Linked DNA regions of Homo sapiens: region 2 is linked to region 1. The links are chromatin contacts, found by Hi-C or POLR2A ChIA-PET in ENCODE. All regions are on one chromosome and are shown on one strand. Each heading gives the region's core, a stretch centred on a gene start or an enhancer-like site at or near the end of the contact. The rest is flanking DNA. Distances are from core to core; before and after follow the strand shown.

What was found. Hi-C counts contacts between places; a loop is a spot of excess contacts on that map. ChIA-PET counts read pairs that join two places held with the same protein, here RNA polymerase II (POLR2A). Pooled maps may share reads with other maps.
Region 2: a loop to region 1 is called in a pooled map, with 2.1 times the contacts of the local background. The contact joins two enhancer-like sites. A Hi-C loop is called at or near these places in 8 of 168 maps with a recorded cell type or tissue (CD14-positive monocyte, Panc1, adrenal gland and 4 more), 3 of 37 single-sample maps with no recorded cell type and 7 of 50 pooled maps. POLR2A ChIA-PET finds 5 or more read pairs at or near these places in 2 of 52 experiments (CD8-positive, alpha-beta T cell and H1).

Annotation. Positions count from the first base shown.
Region 1 is chr18:76,409,988-76,416,292 of GRCh38, forward strand. The region is part of intron 3 of ZNF516 (zinc finger protein 516); the gene reads right to left. Among named protein-coding and RNA genes, the nearest start is that of ZNF516-AS1, 79 kb to the right of the region's middle. RefSeq lists silencers at 760-859, 1,240-1,289 and enhancers at 1,050-1,129, 1,994-2,554. Within about 2 kb of position 2,983, at least 4 of the 41 ENCODE cell types and tissues checked have a DNase peak (open chromatin) inside an H3K27ac peak, as active enhancers do; they include CD14-positive monocyte, where a contact is called at or near this core.
Region 2 is chr18:76,475,004-76,481,162 of GRCh38, forward strand. The region is part of intron 1 of ZNF516 (zinc finger protein 516); the gene reads right to left. Among named protein-coding and RNA genes, the nearest start is that of ZNF516-AS1, 14 kb to the right of the region's middle. RefSeq lists enhancers at 1,844-3,043, 4,168-4,739, 4,740-5,310. Within about 2 kb of position 2,240, at least 10 of the 41 ENCODE cell types and tissues checked have a DNase peak (open chromatin) inside an H3K27ac peak, as active enhancers do; they include CD14-positive monocyte, where a contact is called at or near this core.

The DNA.
Region 1 (6,305 bases), core at 1,733-4,232:
GGGAGTTCCCTTGCACACACTCTCTTGCCCACCGCCATGTAAGATGTGCCTTTGCTCTTCCTTCATCTTCCACCATCATTGTGAGGCCTCCCCAGCCATGGGGAGCTATGAGTCCACTAAGCCTCTTTCCTTTATAAATCACCCAGTCTTGGGTATGTCTTTGTTAGCAGCGTTAAAAACGGACTAATACAGGAGGCTCCCAGCTGCCAGTGCTGGCTGGCAAGGACAGGGAAGTATGAGGGCTCGCCACAGCTGGGTTCCTTCTCCAGGCCCCTGGTTGTCACAAAATAGTGGCAAAAGTGAGAGCTTCTTGATAGAGCTTCCTGATTCTCGGGTCAGGGCTTCAGGTATCCATTCTCTGGCTTCCAAGGTCTCAAGAAGCGGTTTTGACTGTGGCTTCTTCCTTTCAGCACAAAGAAAACAGCTCCTGAGATGGGTTGATTCTGTCATTCTGTCACTTTCTGGAGCCACTGGAGGAGGCCTTGCCTCGAACAGGTCCCGAAGCTCGCGCAGTGGTTCCGCAGTTCCCTACACAGCCTGCATTCCTGCTTCAGGTACCGAGACGCTTTTCTAACTACACTGAACTCTGACAGGTAAAATTTGCTTTTGGGGAGGAAAAACCCTATGATTTTTAAAAATTTCAATTTGTTTTGGTAGAATGGAAATCTTCCCCTTGCAAATTTATTTTGGGAATCAAAGAAAATAAACCATTCACTTGTGGGAGACTTGAGAGTCGGCTGGAGGAGAAAAAGAGAAATTTTACCACAGGATTCTTCCTCACCTCCTAGTGTTCACCATGCAGCCACAACACGCAACACACATCCAATCAGCAGCAATCTCCCGGGGGAGTTTTTCAAGATCTCAGGTTATAGCCAATTAAACACATCAAAGAGCAAACACCTACACACTCAACTTTCTAAATGAATACACAACAGTGTGCTCAGTCTGCCTTTCAATATATCAATGAGAAGAACTTGCATGTCCTAAAAGCAGATAAAACTTTCAGATTAAAGAAATAAAAGACCAGCTAGAATTCTAACACAGCTTTGCTGCTATGAAATGCTTCCATTTTCAGAAGCTGTGTTCTTAAGACAACTGAAAAGCACATGGAATCCCTGAGGTCAGGACTGTCTAACAGGTCCTCCTCCGGGATGGAAACGGTCTCTAAATCTGCCCTGTTCAACACGTAGCCTCTCATGGCCAGGGGCTACTCACGAAGGACTGTGCAGCCTTGAGTGTCACAATCCTGTCATTCTGGATGAAATGGGTGTCGTGTACCTTTCGCAATACCCCAGAGACAAAATGCCTCACTGCACCCCAGCTACACACAGTGCAGATTCTACATCAACAGCCTCCAAAATACACTCAGTTCCACTGAACATCCTGCACTGGAGACAAGAACATTTCCAAGCATTTCAGCAAGTCGCGGCTTCAACAAAAATATTTCTTAACCACAGGTAATTCTAAGGTTGGATTCTTCACTTAGGATCACTGACATCAGAGTTAATAGACAAGACACTATTCCATGGCATTCAGAGGAGAGCAGCAAAGGTGGGGAACAAAGCAAAATTAAAACTATAAAATACTTAAAAGTTACAAAATACGCCAAAAGCATGGAAGGATGTGTTGAAAACACCACAAAAAACTTCTGAAACACAAAAGCCCAAAGCATCAAACTCAACAAGTCCTAAAATTACCGCTTGACTACGGAGAGGGCTCAGAAGGCTCCAAAGACCTGAAACCTCATCTTGACCTTCCTTTTTCATCCACAAAATGAGGAGGTGGATGGGACAGTCTCTGCCAGGAGCCCTCTGCACTCAGGCAGTGGGGAGACAGTGCCTGAAAACGTGTACCACCCCTCCAGCATAAAGCAGTTTTTAAAATATTTAAAATACCACTTTTTATTATCACATACTTAGATAAGAAAACTAGCAAAGCACATAGGTCATCTTAACCTTAAAATACTCTTAAAATAAAAACATCTGAACATTCAAAGGAGTCAACCCGAGATGATCCCAGATCATAAAACGTATCCTCTCCAAGACCGTGTGGGTGTGTATTCCAGATTTTTTAATGACCTCGGCAAAATGCAAGAGCAGCCCAGAGACCACCATGTAGATGGTAAATAGTGGCATTGTTGCAGCTGAATGTCAAAAACTATTTTCAGAGGAAGCGGCACTAATGATTCACAGCTCCCTGATGAGGCTGCATTCCTAAGTCCGGGACCAAGACCAGCGAAGGTCGCCGTGCTGACTGCTGCTGCACTTCCAGGGGAGAACACCCTGGCGATGCTCTCCTTCCTCACTGGGGACAGAGGGGACGTACACGGCACCCAAAGGGACGGCCTGAAACAGGAAAACCTGAAAACAGCCCTGACTCTGGGTGGGCCACTCCAGCCCAAGGCTCTCCTCCCCTCCTGGGAGGGCCATTCCTACTCTTAGCTTAGTCCTACTGCACACAGGCGTGACCCCAAACACTGCCTCCACTCACCTGGGGACCGACGGGAGCCCACACACTCTACGAACCCACCTGGCGATCAGCAGGGCCAGCCTTAGGAAGACAATGGCCATGGAGACTGACCTCATTTCTTCCTCAAGGACTGCAATGCACTGGGTAATAGAGGAAGGGAGGGGAGGCCGGAGGATAAGGACACACCGTGCCTCCTGATGTGGAAGCAGGAAGTCAAGTCGTTGCCAAGATGTGGCCCCACGTGACAAAGTGACCAACAGCAACTGAGGCAGCTCCTGGACTCTTTTCCTCTCAAGATTTTGTCTGGACACAGTTTTGGGCAACCAGGGATTCCATGGTCCCACTGAGTCCTCTCCTCTCCCAAAGAACTCCGGGTCTTCTTTCTAGTCTTTCTTCCCTCAATGTCCCGGGACACCGGGCTGAGTGTGGCATCCTCCCTCCACCTCGCCCACCTCTGAGTCCCGCCATAACCTACCCGGAACCTACCAGAACCTAGCATCACTGCACGCCACCGCGGCCCACAGTGAGCCCTGCTCAGAGGCCCACTTCTCCTTAGACATGAGACACTGCACCTGCCAAGGTAATGCTGAAACCAAGGCCTCTGTGAGGAAGCGGGAAGCGGAGGCAGAAACGAAGTGCTATTATTTGGAAACAGGACGTACTGCTGAAAATGCCATACGGTTTATTCCCATTTTTTAAAAAAGATTTTCTGTGGCTTTAAAGTTGACCACACTCTCTCTCTCCTTAGTGACTAATTCAATCCTGCAAACCTTGCCAAAACAATAAAAATGTAGTGGAAGAACTTTAAGTAGAATTTAGCAGTTAAATTCTACTACTACATGACTTTAAAATTATATATAAATTACACATATCTAAAATCCTTCTCTGGCGGACGCCAGGCTCCTAGGCAGCAGGGAGAGGGTATCGTTCATCTTGCCTAGCAGCACCACACCCAACAGACGTCTGTTCAATCAATCAATCGATAGAAAGATGCTAGGACTAAGGAAGAGAAAAGGATCCAGGTTTCCCATGCAATCCCATTATCAATCAACCAACTACATTCACTTTATATGACTATATTAATAAGATAAAGTACATTTTTTGTTTCAAAAAAAAAATTATGTCATGACTGGTTCAATTTCATCCCCTCGAATACCTCAGCACACCTTAACGCCCACCCCCAAATATCTGGGCTGCCACGGTTTCCTCCCACCGGAACTGATTTTATGCTAAGATATATGTTTTCTTCATCTAACCCACTTTGGGCAGGGGTTCAATGTGACTGTATAAAACTAAAATTGAAACAGGTCTTTAAATGATGACGTAAAAGCCAATAATATTGGTGAACAAGAAAAATCTTCACGAAACCTCATGAACAAAAATGTCCCAAGTCTTCACACAGTTCTTATGTATTCAAGACTAGTGAACATCTGCTTATTTAAAAGGTTTCGTTAAATGTTTTTTCAAACTGATACAATATTTAAGCAGTTTGTCTGATTACTAAACAGTTCAAGAAATTTCATGTCACTTTTTTTAAACAAACATTGGAACAAAAAGTTTTATTCTTGAGAAATTCTTAGGCCATCAAAACATTATCTTTTACCCTTACTCAAAAACTTCACTTTAAAACTGTATTTCTTACAGAATTTTAAAGACTAACATGTACATATATAGATTCCTATGTATTTACATTAAATTAGTGAAATCCTTCATTGTTGTTTGGCTTTCAGCATTACCAATTGTTTACAATCCAGTTGTTTAAAAAAGCCTACTTATTCTGAAACAAGCCATTTTCCTACTTTCTTGAACAGCATACTAGCATATCCTGAAGTACGATTTCACTGAAAAATAATCTTATTTAAAGTTGGGATACCAGTTCCACGTGTTATTTTCCTCAGCTGGGTTTCAGTTTATTTTAAGGGTTTTCATCCCTAAAATGTAATATAATGTCTTACAATTTAGCTGATCACAGAACAAATGCCCTCTGTCACTATGTATACCAGCTGGCAATACAGGCAATGCTGAATGTACACAGTTTTCGTGTCTCTGGTGATTTTCAAGAGTTACACAGTAAACCACAAACTGCTATTTGAATCTACATACTACTGTCGATCAAAATTCTCTTTTCAGGTTTTCTTTAACTTTCTTCACCCGAAGAAGGTTACCTACTTCATTAGCACTGTAGTTGTTTAAAGGCTCAATTAAGAATAATTATGTGAAAGATAAACCAATAAATTCTAAAATTTGGTCTTAAATTTCTTAAAATGACATAAGTCATGAGAAGAATGGGCCAATCATGTTCGCACCAACTATGTGATATTAAACACATAGAGAATCTGGCTTTTAATCTATTTTTCAAATCAAGTGATACGTGTGTGCACACACAGACACCACACATTCTTAAATGTCTCACCACAATGGATCAGCTCTGGGTTCTAATACAAAAAAATAGTAGTTTACACTGGATGCGGTGGCTCACGCCTGTAATCTCAGCACTTTGGGAGGCCGAGGTGGGCAGATCACCTGAGGTCAGGAGTTCAAGAGCAGCCTGGCCAACCTGGTGAAACCCCATTTCTACTAAAAATACAAAAATTAGCCAAGTGTAGTGGTACATGCCTGCAGTCCCAGCCACTGGAGAGGCTGAGGCAGCAGAATTGTACGAACCCAAGAAGTGAAGGTTGCAGTGAGCCAGGATCGCCCCATTGCACTCCAGCAGCGTGGGCAACAGAGCAAGACTCCGTCTCAAAAAAAGAAAAAGAAAAGAGGAAAAAAGAAAAGAAAAAGAAAATAGTAGTTTAGAGCTAGCTGAGAAGAGCTCTTAACAGAACAGAACTGATAAGGCGTGAGTGTTCCCAGAGCACTTATTCTCTGGCCAGCTCATGTGTGTGACAATGGCCTGGCACTGACGGTTGTCACGGCAAGCCCGGCTGTGGCTTTGACACCCATCTAACTTTACTAGATGTGAATTTTCCAACCACTAAGTGCACGCCTCTGAGCCATCGCCTTAGACTGTAAGTAAGTGGATGTATATTCCATGATCAAGGGGGTGCAAAGAGGGCACAGCCAGCTCTCAGCGGTGGCCATGCAGAACCTGCCTCTCCGTTGGATTCTGCGGAGGTGGGTTCTGAAGTGCAACGGCTGCAGTGGAGGAGTCGGGGTTCTCGGGGAAACAGCCGTGGAAAGAGCCTGTTTTGCTGTTTGAACCAAGTTACCTCCTGCCCAGGAAAGAATGCTTCTAAATACAAGCTTACTGCAAATTGCATCTCTCTCACTTCAACTGCATAGAGAAACCGGCTCAAAATGCAGCATGTCCTCAACAGAGTTCAGGGTTTCTGATTCAGGATAAGTCTGCACCACTCAGGTTCCGTGAGGCATAAATGAGGCCCTGGGTCCCTTAACAATGTGTATCTTCGAAAGTTAGCATCTCTCTTACTGTAAAAGCTACAGGTTTAAATACTTGCTTCAGTTCCAACTACCAATTACCTCAGTTTGCAAATGAGTCAATATACTGTTAGCAACTGTTTTCAATAGCTGGAAATGAAGTTCATTAATTTATACTAACAGAGTAAGCTGTTTCTAACAATACATCCTCCTGTACTAAGTGTGCAACTGTTTTGGAATAAAAGGTCAACTTGTAGCACACAGAATCACTAAATCTTACTGAAAGTGAAGGAAAAACTCTCAGGAAACACAAATGTTCACTTAGTAATGAAAACCACTTTGCAGTAAGACATTTTAAGAAAATCATGTTTGGAAACCACACTTTGGTCCTCCTTGGAAGAGGCGGCCGGTTCCCCAGGCAGGACTGCCCCTTTTCGTATCGCACACCAGGAATG
Region 2 (6,159 bases), core at 990-3,489, 64 kb after region 1:
AGATGAGTCAAGTCCACACCTGAAATCTTTCACACATTTTAAGAAACAACTCATATATAGGCTACCTGAATGTTTCTGTATCTGGAAAACATATGTGACGGAAGATACAAAACAAGTTACCCAAAGAGATATTTGTAACTCATCAGCAAAAGACTATTATCCCCAATAAACAAAATGTTCTTATAAATCAACAAATCATGAATAACTTCACTGGATAATGTGACGAAGTAACAGGTGATTCACAAGAGAGATAAAATGAGCAATAAACATTAAGAAATCCTCATAATCACTTACGATTTTTAAATGCAATGGTATTTTCCTCTATTAAGTTGGCCAAGACTTAAACGACTGATAATATCAAGCACTGACAAAGAGAAAGCACTGAGTTTTGCAGGGAACGTAAAATGGTACTTTATCTTTGTTGGTAAATTTGGCAGTATCTGTCAATTAAAATGCCCCTCCATCCCCAAAATTCCACCTCGGGGAACTTATCCTAGAGAAATATTCCCACAAGTGCACAAACTCGTATATTAGTAAAGTTCCCTGCACGCTAAGAGAAAGCTGATAGCAGCCCAAATGTCCAACAGGAGACAGGACAAAGAAAGGCGGCTCCACAGGGCAGCAGCCAGCTGGCACACACGGGCACCTCCTGCTGGCTGCTCACAGACCAAATCTGTGCCAGTGGGTCCATGCTCTGGCCACACTGGGCACTGGGCATCTGGAAATCACTGAGGGTGTGTACACACAACAGCACCCTACACATGCCTTAAAGCAAATACACTGAAATGTTACGCAAAATTAAAAAAAAATTAGTTGCAGAAAAACTCACAGAACATTGTACCATTTTAAATTCTTTAAAATGTATATATTTAAAGATCTTACTACATTCACCAAGCGAATGTATTTAAATGCCTAATACAGTGACTGGCATAGAGCAGGCGCTCAATAGTAGCTTCCATAAAATAAACTTACTCTCATGTTGTGAAACGTCTCACACACTTTTTCCTCAAAATGCAATTTCCTCTTTCGACTGTAAATATCTCGATGGCCAAGATGATGAAGACTTTGTCGTGTATAAACTATGCACTTTGTACTATTATCTGAAAAGAAATGGTTTAATTTGGGCAAGGAGAATGTTGCCCTAAGTATTTGGCTCTAACTAAATTACCCACACAAATTTGTGGCTGGAAAACCAAGTAATGAGTTATCTGCAGTGAGTTCCACAACCATCATCTCCTTTTATAGTATGAAAAGAAAGGTGCTAAATGTTCACACCATTTTGTGAAAAATCACCGTATATGTCTTAAAAGCAAAGTGTCTCTGTCTATCTTGATCCCCTTATACAAGATAAACAAAGAGTAAAGCCTTCAGTGCCAGTTGTCAATGTTTTATTCTGGTTCAGTAATTAAAATGGGTAGCTTCATATTAATTCCCTGGAAGAATGACATTCAGATCAATTCACTTCCCAGCAAAAAAAGTGTCCACATCCAGGAGTTGCAGGACAGGGAATAGGATTGGTCTTAGCTACTGGAATTCCTCTCATTTAAAAGTAGGACACAGTGTACATTCTAAGCTCCAACTTCAGACATCTTAAAGCATATTAAACAGTGGTCAAATGAATATGAAAGAAATTCTGCCAAGCGATTAAACGTAAGCTTGTAGTTTTGTGTCAGTTTTCCACTAACCTCCAAAACCAGTCATGGTTTGTCTAAGAAAGGGATGTTTTAATCAGAACACCTTCATTTATTGTAATACTGAGGTCCCACCTGACTAGGTGAACCGTAGGCAACTGAACAACTATAAATTTCACATGACTGGATAGAAACAGCCTAAGCTCTTGAGCCCCCCAGATGTATGCCGGTGCGGGGTGACTTGCTACGGAGGCTTAAATCACTTTCAAGAGAAGAACCCACAGATGAAATTGCACTTGTGGAGACTCAGGTGGATTTGCAAAACTCTGAAAAGAATTTTGGGCTGGTCCACTAACAAACAGTCGTCCTAAAAGTAAAGGTCTACATTTTCCCTTTATGCAGAAATATTCGTTTGCCTACATTTCCGTATGTCCAAAGCACTGTTTTTGCTGAGTCACTGGAACAGAAAAAAGATAAAACAGCACTTTTTATCCCAGCTGAGTCATATCGTTTGGACTTTGTAATTCTACTTGAATGCTAGTCGATCTTACGTTCAAAAGTCTGGTAAGTTTTCTGAACACTGATACTGCAATTCCACAAGTCAGACAGGAAACAGAATTCTAGTTTGTTTCAATATCATCTGACCTATCAAAAGAAGCATTTCAGTGACTAATATAGCAAGCACGAAAACTGACCCTCCGTGAAAGTAATAAACTTGCTGCTCTGAACATCAGATCCATAAGCAGGAGTAACAGGTAACCTGAAGTGTCACCTCCAAGAACGGGACCCAGCCCCACAATGAGGAAGCAATTTAACTCTGCCTTAGCCTTGAAAATGTGACAAAACTGAGTTGGACAGCAGTCTTGAGACACATGGGACAAAAGGCGAGATTCGTTCTGTCCGGGGAAAAACAAGGTCAGGTTTTTGTGCTTTCTTTGTGGCACTTTTAAATACACCAACAAAATGTGATTCTCTTGCAATTTTATACTTTAAATCCCCTACATTTTCCCTTCCACTTGGCTTCCAAACCACCCCACACATTCTCAAGCACTCACAAAATGACCCACTGTAAAGGGTTCCTTTTTATCTCACTGTAATTCCCAATAGCATGGGAATAAGACACAAACAACACAAAAAAACCTGCTGAAACGAAGGAATGCAAACTCATTACACTGCATTTAATTCTCATCTCCTTTAAGAAGATGCTTTAAGAAGCATCTTCTTAAAGGAGTTTGGTTTGCTTTGAGTTACTTCACTCTTCCTTCTGAGAAACAGCTTTTCTGAACCAGTATTGTTATCCATTTTTTAATTATTATATGTAAATGACCTACTTAAAAACAGCTGATGAAATACACTTTGTTCCAGATCTATTCTGAAGGGAAAAGGAGGTTATCTTTCCCACGAATGGATCTCCTAAGTGAAAAGCCCCTAACTTAAAGTGTTTTTGTAAACTCTGGTGGAGAGCAGAAAGTGTACTAACTTCTACTCCAACAACTATATTTCAGATTTTCAGGACAAATGAGAGAGTGACAGATTCATAAAGAGAGTGACAAATTCATCGATGAAGACTGCGGAGAGGAGAGGTATGTAAAACCATCATCTCAATAAAATATTCATTCTTCAACAGGAAGGGCATTTGTTGCTATTCTACCAGTACAATAATGATGTATGAAATAAATCAACTTTGTCTGGGGTTTTCACTCCAGGTATTCCTCAACCCTAAGCAAAGTTAAGAGTTTCTAGGTTTTGTAAACTTGTTTATATTGAGAGGTTGGCAAAACTAAAATGCAGCAAATTATGAAAAAAAAGGTTTAAGGTTTAATATACAATACAAATAACATCTACCTAAATGAATTATATCACAATTATCTCTTTTCTAAAATAAACAATTTTTTAATCTACAAAAAATAGGAATAACAAATCCCTTACAGTTTATAGGCTGAATGTAAAATTATTATTAGATGACATAGAGAATATATATACATTCATGATCCAAAACTTCAAAAGCAGAAAAACTTTTTCTAGCAAAGCAGAAAAATGAGTGCATTTCAAACACACTTTCAGTACACTCTCAGTTCTGTATCAAAGTTTATTAAAATGCTTACATTTGCAGCTTTTCACTTAAGAGATCCACTGTGGGGCTGGGCATGGTGGCTCAGACCTGTAATCCCGGCACTGTAAGAGGCCGAAACAGGCAGATCCCTTGAGGTCAGGAGTTCAAGACCAGCCTGGCCAACATGGCAAAACCCCATCTCCACTAAAAATACAAAAATTAGCTGGGCATGGTTGTGTGCGCCTGTAATCCCAGCTACTCGGGAGACTGAGGCACAAGAATCATTTGAACCTGGGAGGCGAAGGTTGCAGTGAGCCGAGATCATGCCACTGCACTCCAGCCTGGGTGACAAGAGTGAGATTCTGTCCAAAAAAAAAAAAGATCCACTGGGGAAGAGAAAACCTTTTTGTTCCTTCTCAGAACAGACCTGGAACAATCATCATCAGGATACCTCAGTCTGTCCACCAAGTCCATTGGTGCGATCTTAAGAGTCACATGACTTCGGGATGTTTGAATAAAAGGGGCCTTGACTTGGACCTACAGGGCAGGTAAAATGGTCAACAGTCGTTCCAGCTCTTGCTGCTAAAGAACAGAACGTCCCTGTGAACACGGGCCACATTCTCTCAGCAAACCACAACAGAAATTGTTCGGGAAAAGAATAAACTCAATCCATCATGATTTCCTTCTGTTTTCTGAAATTCTCCCGGCAAGTCAGTCTGCATCTGCAATTCTGCCTGCTCTGTGAGTGATCCTTTGCACAGGGTTCCAGCTCCCCATTGTCCAAAGGTGTCCCTGGGGCACGGTCCTCTCCTAACCCCTGGGGCAGGCTGGCTTCCCCTTTCATCCCACAGATGGAGGGAAGACGCACAGGCGTTCGTAACGGGCCAGAAGTCACACCACATGTGGAACTAGATTCACAGCCACACCAAGATTCCTTCCTGCAGACCCACAATGCTGAAGCTAATAAATCTGAGTTATCAAATGCTGCACCAGTGGAGACCTGGGTGCAGGGAACATGGGAAATACCAATACAGGGGCCCTCTGTTGCAAGAGTGTGCAGAGGGGCAGACATTGGCAGGGTCAGGCCCTTGGCCTCCTGGCTGCCCTGTGGTCTCCCGAAGAGACGCCTCCCCTCCACACCCAGGACCCTGACACTTCACCACTGTGGCACTTGGGACAGGGCCTGAGGTTATTAAAAAAGAGCCCTTTCCCCTTAAACTGCTGGGATCCCCCAGAGACAGTTTTAAAGCAATGTACCTTCCCCCTTAGTGTCCTGGTTTGAAAACAAATAGCAGAAATCAGAAACAGAGGAACCTGCCTGGAGATTTCTAACTCAACCCTGGCACCAGGCGGCGGTTTGTGGCGGGGCGCCCCTAGAGCTATGCCATCCTATAAGGCTGCCAAGTGGGGCTGGCCCAAACTGGGATGGGCTGGGAAGGTAAAATGCACATGGGGCACTGAAGATTTTGTGTAAAAAAAAAAAAAAAAAAAAAAAGAACAAAAAAAAACTTAGTAGTAATTCTTGTCATCTACACGTTTAACATTTTGGATTTTGGATATACTGGATTAAATAAAACTATCATTAACATTAATTTTACGTGTTTCCTTTTACCTCTCGATGTGATCACTAGAAAACGTAAAGTGATAGACATAGCGTGCATGGTACTTCTCTTGGGCAAAACTGCCCTTGAATGCTGGGTTAGCGAACTACAGGCCCGCGGGCCAAACTCTTCCCACCACCTGTTTTTGTACAGCCAGTGAGCTAAGGCTGGTTTTTACATATATATACACACACACATATACACATACACACACACACACACACACACACACACACATATATTTTTTTTTTTGAGACGGAGTCTTGCTCTGTCGCCCAGACTGGAGTGCAGTGGTGTGATCTCAGCTCACTACAACCTCCATCTCCCGGATTGAAGCAATTCTCCTGCCTCAGTCTCCCAAGTAGCTGGGATTACAGGCACCCGCCACCACGCTCAGTTAATTTTGTATTTTTAGTAGAGATGGGGTTTTGCCATGTTGGCCAGGCTGGTCTCAAACTCCTGACCTCAAGTGATCCGCCCACCTCGGCCTCCCAAAATGCTGGGATTACAGGTGTGGGCCACCGCACCCGGCTGGTTTTTACATTTTAAAATGGTTGGGATTAAAAACAAAATCAAAAGAAGAGTATTTTGTGACATGTGAATGGCATGGAACTCAAATGTCAAGTGCCCATGAAGTCCATCTCTTCCCTGCCAGGCTGCCTCGGGCTGCTCTCAAGCTGTGAGGCAGGTCTATCAAATACTATCTGGTCCTTTAGGGAAAACGTTTGCTGACCCCTGCCCTGGAGTTTTGCAAATACAGACCCAGGTTTCTGAGCTGAGGAGGGTGTGGCTCAAGCCCCCTCTGGGCTTCATGGGAACTGCACAGGAGCTGACCTAGGATCCAAGGCCACTGAGCCTGGTCAGAGGCAGGACG